Linked DNA regions of Mus musculus: region 1 is linked to region 2. A link is a contact called in ENCODE POLR2A ChIA-PET data. All regions are on one chromosome and are shown on one strand. Each heading gives the region's core, a stretch centred on a gene start or an enhancer-like site at or near the end of the contact. The rest is flanking DNA. Distances are from core to core; before and after follow the strand shown.

The links. ChIA-PET counts read pairs that join two places held with the same protein, here RNA polymerase II (POLR2A).
Region 1: POLR2A ChIA-PET joins it to region 2 with 15 read pairs in Patski. The contact joins the promoter of C330007P06Rik here to the promoter of Rpl39 in region 2. POLR2A ChIA-PET finds 5 or more read pairs at or near these places in 3 of 5 experiments (Patski and embryonic stem cell).

The regions. Positions count from the first base shown.
Region 1 is chrX:36,862,993-36,866,508 of GRCm38, forward strand. C330007P06Rik (RIKEN cDNA C330007P06 gene) reads right to left here and starts at 1,254. Exons shown (of 7, transcript NM_029951.1): 1 at 1,017-1,254; 2 at 632-749. The coding sequence starts at 1,140.
Region 2 is chrX:37,083,639-37,086,959 of GRCm38, forward strand. Rpl39 (ribosomal protein L39) reads right to left here and starts at 1,584. Exons shown (of 3, transcript NM_026055.2): 1 at 1,487-1,584; 2 at 347-450. The coding sequence starts at 1,489.

The DNA.
Region 1 (3,516 bases), core at 4-2,503, 220 kb before region 2:
CCTCTACCTGGACTGTTTCCGCATCGTCTTCCAAGAACTAGTGAAGTCTTCGTTCAAGCCAAGCACAAACACCACTATCGTTCAGATCTTTTCCTGACCACAACACATGTAAAATAAATAACCTTCTCCCACCTGTTTTCCCATAGCCTTTGTTCACAGCACCAGCATTTCTTTCTATCATAAGAAGAAGCCTGTTTCCAAACTGATTTCTTTTAAAAGGACTGTGCCTTATTCACAGATTTGGTACCTAGCTCAGTACCTGACACATGACAGTCATAAGGCTGCAGATGTAACTGTAGGAGAGTGCCCACTAAACAAGAGTAAGGCCCTTGTTCCATCCCCAGCCCTGGAAATAATATTGATAACAACAGCAGAAGTTACAGGTTGTACTAACTCATTCAAGCCTGTAACTGGAACATCATAGCCATCAAATGCCAAGAGAGGCACATTTCAGTACCATTTCAACAAAGTACAATAAAGAATTTGTTGAATTAAAATAAGTTAGGAGATTAGCACAAACGTCAAAGTATCAGGCCTAACTGTATGAGCTGCTTAACACTAGCATAGGGTAATTTACATTCCTCGTAAAGAGACCGCAACCCAACAGTGAACTAGAGCATTAAGCCCTTACCTCCGAAGATAAGTAGTCTCCTCATCTTCTGTGTTACAAAACTTGTGAGCATGTTTGGCAGCATCGATCACGCGAGACCGGTCCCGGGGCCTCATGGGCAATTTCTCTAACTGGCAATCTGAAGGAATGGAGAAAAATTTCCTCGCTTAGTCACTAAAAAAAAAATACCCTGAACTTAAGAGTGGTAATGCACTCCTGGAAGGAGAATTACCAACAAGTTCGGGGACAATCTAGGCTACATAATGAGTTCAAGATCGAGCTACTTTGTGAGATCTTGTCTCAAAGGAGAAAAGGAAAAGGGGGGGGGGGGGCGGGGAGAAAGATTGAAAAAGAAAGAAAAAAGAAGCCCGATGTTTCCTTGCAGCCGCCACTTCCCGCCACTCACCCAGCACCAGGACCATCTGGCCACATAAACAGTAGTAGACATGGAGGGGCTTCTCGCCATCATCATATTCCTCGCGGTCCCGGGTGTCTGAGCAGACCACCGACCGCGACACGACTTTCGGCATAGCTCCGGCAGAGCAGCCAGAAAACTCCCAGAAAATGAAGAGTCGCGCCGAGATGGCGTCACAGACACTCGCGCCAGACCGTTTCTCCACTTGATCACGTGTTGACACCGGATTGATTAACTTCCGGAACGTCCCATCCCGCTAAATTGCAGGGAGAGGCGGGGGAGGGTGCTGAGTTGACAGAAGCTCAGTCAGCTGAGACAGCTTTAGATATCGACACCTTCCGTGTTATTTGAAATACTTTTATTTCTATACAGTCGTCAATATTGTTTTGATTTATTGGCGCCTCCGGAGCGCGCGCCCCCCTCCGCGTCCCCTCCCCTTCCCACGCTTGTATGTGACTTTCAGGATTCTGTTGCTTCCACTTAGTGGACCTCAAAACAAGCAACTCAGGTCTTCAGGCTTAGCGGCAAACTTTTACATACTGAGAGCCGGCTCTCTTGTTCATGAATATTTATGAGTATATGTAAAACTCGACATAATAAAGGACTGACTATACATTATAATATAACCTAGATCTTAGATATACTGGTAAATATTTTGGTTTTACGGGCTGTATTCAGAACCTAATGAAGTAGAAGCTTTTTTTTTTTTTTTTTTTTTTTCTGATGTAGTGGGGATTAAATATAGGGTGTTGTAAATACTTGACAGGCCTTCTATCACTGAGCTATATCCTCCAGTCCCGTTGCTTCTTTGTTTCTTAAATTGTGTTTTTTAAGCTTTTTTTATGCACATTGGTGTTTTGCCCGCATATACGTCTGTATGAGGGTGCCAAATCCCTTGGAACTGAAGTCACTGCCAGCTGCCATATGTGTGCTGGGAATTGAACCAGGGTCCTCTGGAAAAGCAACCAGTGCTCTTAACCACTGAGCCACCGCTCCCGCCCCTAGTTTAGCACCTCTAGTTTATTTATTTTAAGGTTTATATATCTTTACTTTATGTGTACTAGTGCTTTGCCCGAATATATGTCTGTGCACCTCATTTGTGCCTTGTTTCTGCAGAGGCCAGAAGGCGGCTTTGGATCTGGCATTACAGATGGTTGTAAGCTGCCATGACTCCAATGAGTACAATAGAACCCAAGTACTCTGGAACAGCAGCCAGCACTCTTTTTTTTTAAACTTTGTTTTCTGTTTATTATTTTACATACCCATCTTAACAAATCAAGTGTGACTTCTATAATGCTAAAATATTAATATCACAATATCAGAAAATAAAAAATGAAATATTAACTTTAAATGCTCTAGGAATGCAAGAGATTATGACTAAGGAGCAGACAATATATCTAGGTGTCAGAGCTCAATAGCTGAAGGAATAAACAATAAACACTAAGTGCTATCCAAGCAGAAATGAATCCCAGTGTTCAGGGGACAAAGGCACATCAGGTTTTCATAAAGCATATGATGGGACTGGTCTAGTTTCAAATGATTACAATATAGCAGCCAGCACTCTTAACTGCTTTATCTCTCCACCTGTTTTGTTGGGGGTGTTGTTGTTGTTGTTGTAGATTTTATTTATTTATTATAGATAAGTACCCTGTAGCTATCTTCAGACACACCAGAAAAGGGCATCAGATCTCATTACAGATGGTTGTGAGCCACCATTTGAACTCATGATCTCTGGAAGAGTAGTCAGTGCTCTTAACCACTGAGCTATCACTCTGTAGACCAGGCTAGCCTCAAACTCAGAAATCTGCCTGCCTCTGCCTCCCAAGTGCTGGGATCAAAGGCCTGCGCCACCACGCCCGGCTCCAATGGTAATCTTTTATTTTAAAGAAAGATCTCGGAGAAAACCACAGGAGCCAGTGACTAGAGAAACACAAGATGTATCCCAACTGAAATTTAAAGCAGTTTACCAGACCTTCAATGGAGTTGTATTATTTAAAATATAAAAGTCTTCTTTTTACATTTATTGGGTGTGGGAGGCTGGAGAGATGGCTCAGTGGTTGGTTGGGAGCACTGACTGCTACTCCAGATGACCTGGGTTTGATTCCCAGAACCTGCATGGTGGTTCATAACCATCAATAACTCCAGTTTCAGGAAATTCAACACCCTCTTATGGCTTCCACAAACACCAGGCATGCTCATGGTGCAGAGGTATAAATGCAGGAAAAACAATAGTGCACACAACAACAAAATTTTAACTTTATTGACAAACATTTTGTTTAATTATATAGATTTCATTGTGACATTTTCATACATGTACTTAATGTGTTTTGGTCATATTCATCCTCATTACTGTATCTTGTCCCCCTCCTGCTTCCACTGATCTTCTCTCTCTTCCCAGAGTTGCTTCCAGTGGTGTGCATTAGGGGTTAATTACAAGAGCATAAGAGTATGGGCAAGTTACCACTGAAGAAAGGCTCTCTCTCTCTCTCTC
Region 2 (3,321 bases), core at 334-2,833:
AAGAACACTCCTGCCAGAATAGTCAAATCCCTTGAAGCCTTCCTAGGGAAATTAGGAAGCATTTATAAAAGGTTTGTGGAGGGATTTCGGGGGCTAAGTAAGCTAGTCACTACCAAGGAGCCTCATGACCTGAGCTAGAGCCCCAAGACCCATTTGATGAATGGAGAAGTGTTTCCTCCCAGTTCTCAACCCCGTGCTCCCAACCCAAACAAAAGGAAAAACATTTCAAAAGGGAGTCCCCAGCACACTAATTGACTGGGGTGGACCGTACTTTGCAACTGTGTATCTCCATGCCCAAAGTTACTTAAAACATAACGATTTCCAAGCCGGACAAGAGAAGGCTTACCTGATTTTGTTACCAGTTTTCATCCGGATCCACTGAGGAATAGGGCGATTTTGCTTTTGTTTCTTGGCCAGGAATCGCTTGATTCGGAAAGTCTTGTGAGAAGACTACGAGGAGATGCAACCAGCTTAGTGACACCACAGCCTAGTCTCTTGATTCAGTCACAAATTCCAACAAACTAACATCAGGCCTGCAGAACATACACCCAGGAAAAGCTCCCCGACCTCGAACCACCAAGTCCTTTATCCTCATCACTTCTCTGGAGGAAGAGTTAATGGCTTAAACATGGCTCATAATCAGCACCAAGTTTCTAAGCCCAGGTCCTGTCTGACCTATAAACTGGCTGTCTGCTGGGCTCCAGCGATGAAACACGGAATAGCTGGAGTAGGAGAGGAAACGGACTTACTGGAACAAGGATGGCTTGAGGTTAGGCAAACCCTGGCCAGTTTTAAGTCAATGACACTAGGTACTGTACTCTGTAAGTCTTATCTACCTCCAAGTGACATTGCTGGCTAACCTAAGATTACGGAGCCCTAGACACTCCGTAGGCAAACACCATTACATAAAAAAATGCAACGAAGGCCAAGCGCACTCGTCCCCCTAGACCAGTTGGAGGTTTTATTTAACAAATTCAGATACTAAACCCACTTTGTACCTAGACGCCCATAAGCATAATCTTGCCAGTAGGCAATGACTGATGCGCTGTTAGCAGACGCCTCCAAGGAGTGACGCGCTAACTTCTGAAGGGATCTCAAAGTTCTGTTAACCCTTACTGTGGACATCTCGCTGTGCAAATGGCGATTCATGCTCTTCGATCAGGGACAATCTAAGAGTGGTCCCAAGCCTCTCGTTCTGCCCCCCCCCCATCATGAAGATCACCGTCAGCCCCAGGCTATATGAAACAAGAATACTTTGCACCCCTTGCCAGGCTGCAGGAAGAGCGTTCTCATCCTGCAAGGGTAAATGGACTTGATAATTTCATGCCGCGCCCACAGGCCGATAGGTGTCCCAGCTCCAAAAACGAACACTAAAACCCTGAAAAATACACCCAGCCCTCAATGCTGCGCATGTCTGCCACAAAGGCACAGCGGTCTGTGGCCTCAGGAAAGCCGCTGAGGGACGGATGGCGGCCGATAGTCTTACCATGGCGAGAAGCCGAATCAAGAATAGCGCGCACGATGGCGGAGGAATGGAGAAGAGAAAGGCCGGGACCGGAAGAACGCGATTAGAAGAAGTCGCTAGAGGCGGAGCTTAGGGGGGGATGGATGACTCGCAGCGTCCTCCCTAGCTCCACCCCTGCGCTCCCATGGGGCCGTGGGAACCCAAACCGGTTTATAGAGAACGTAATTCCGAGGCCTCCGCGTCCATGCCTGTTCCTGCAGGTGATCATCATTGTGCTGAGGGCCACAGCCTTGGTGGCCATGGTAGGTGGCCTTTGAGAAGTAACCAAGTAAACCCTTAGCAAACACCTGGAAACGGAGTAGGCGGGACCAACTCTGAGGAGGGCGGGAAAAGGCCTACATCACTTCCAGAGCTGCAACTCCCCCCGCTTCTGCGAGAGGGGCGGGGCTTAGGGTTGGCGATGCACCCTGGAAGGGAGGAAGATGGGGCTGCAGACATCTTTTAATGACTAACTTCACTATTATAGAGAATCCAAGTTCCATTCACAGCACCCATATCAGGCAGCTTACAACCCTCCAGCTCTAGGGGGTAACATGTCTCTGACTTCCAGGGGCACCTACACTTATGATTTACAGGTACACGTCCCCATGTAAACACACACGGACCCATTATCAATAGTACCTAAAAATACTTGATTAAAAGGGAGGCGGAGCTAGAGAGATGGCTCAGCGGTTACGAGCACCATCTGCTCTTCCCGAGGTCCTGAGTTCAGTTCCCAGCAACCACATGGTGGTTCACAACCATCTGTAGTGAATAACTACAGTGTGCTCATATAAATAAAATAAATATGTAAATCTTAAGAAAAAAAAAAGGCGCCGGAAAGTGGTGGTGCACGCCTTTAATCCCAGCACTTGGGAGGCAGACAGACCTCTGAGTTTGAGACCATCCTGGTTTACTCACACGAGTTCCAGGACAGCCAAAGATACACAGAGAAACTCTGTCTCCGGTGGGGTAAAAATCCCATATACCAGGGCCAGGGGAATCGTTAGTAGATAAAAGCACCAGTTACGCAATCCTGCCAACTTATAGTTCAAGTCCCAAAAAGTGAAGATACAGGGCGTGGTGGCCTACACTTTTAATCTTAGCACTTGAAGCAGAAGGATCAATATCTCTGAGCTCAAGGCCAGCCTAGTCTATATACTGAGCTTCCAGCCAGTCAGGATTACTACATATAGACCCTGTCGCTAAATAAATAAATAAATAAATAAGTACTCCTATGTATCTGCAACCCTAAGATTCCTACCGCACAATAGAAGGTGGAGACAGGAGAGAAAGTCCTGGAAGATTGAGGGCCAGCTAGCCTGGAGTATTTAACACAGCAACAGAAACAAGGCAAACCCTGTCTCAAAAAGGTGGAAGGTAAGAACTACTTCTCTTTGACATCTGCTCAACTGCTGTGTAAATAAAACAGAAAGTCAGGTATAGTTGTGTACCCCTATGAGGTCCCTATGAGGCAGACGCCAGAAGATCATAAATTGTGAGCTAGCCTAGGTTATATATTGAGACCTTACTTCTAAAAGGTAAACTATAGAAAGAGCACATCATAGAACAACAAGAAGCTGAAAACTAAAGATAATACCTGTGGATATCATAAAAAGTTAAAGATTCCTTTTATCAGTGCCAACTTATTCTCAGAACTACCTTGTGTATGTCGTTCCGGGGGAGGGGATGAGATTGTGATGTGAAAGGCTGAGGACCACGTGAGTCCCCAAGCAGCCTGCCTCTTCTTCCCTTCCTCACAGATACCTAACACACACTGCACTCAGCTCTGGACTTTCTCCTGATTTCCATAGCTT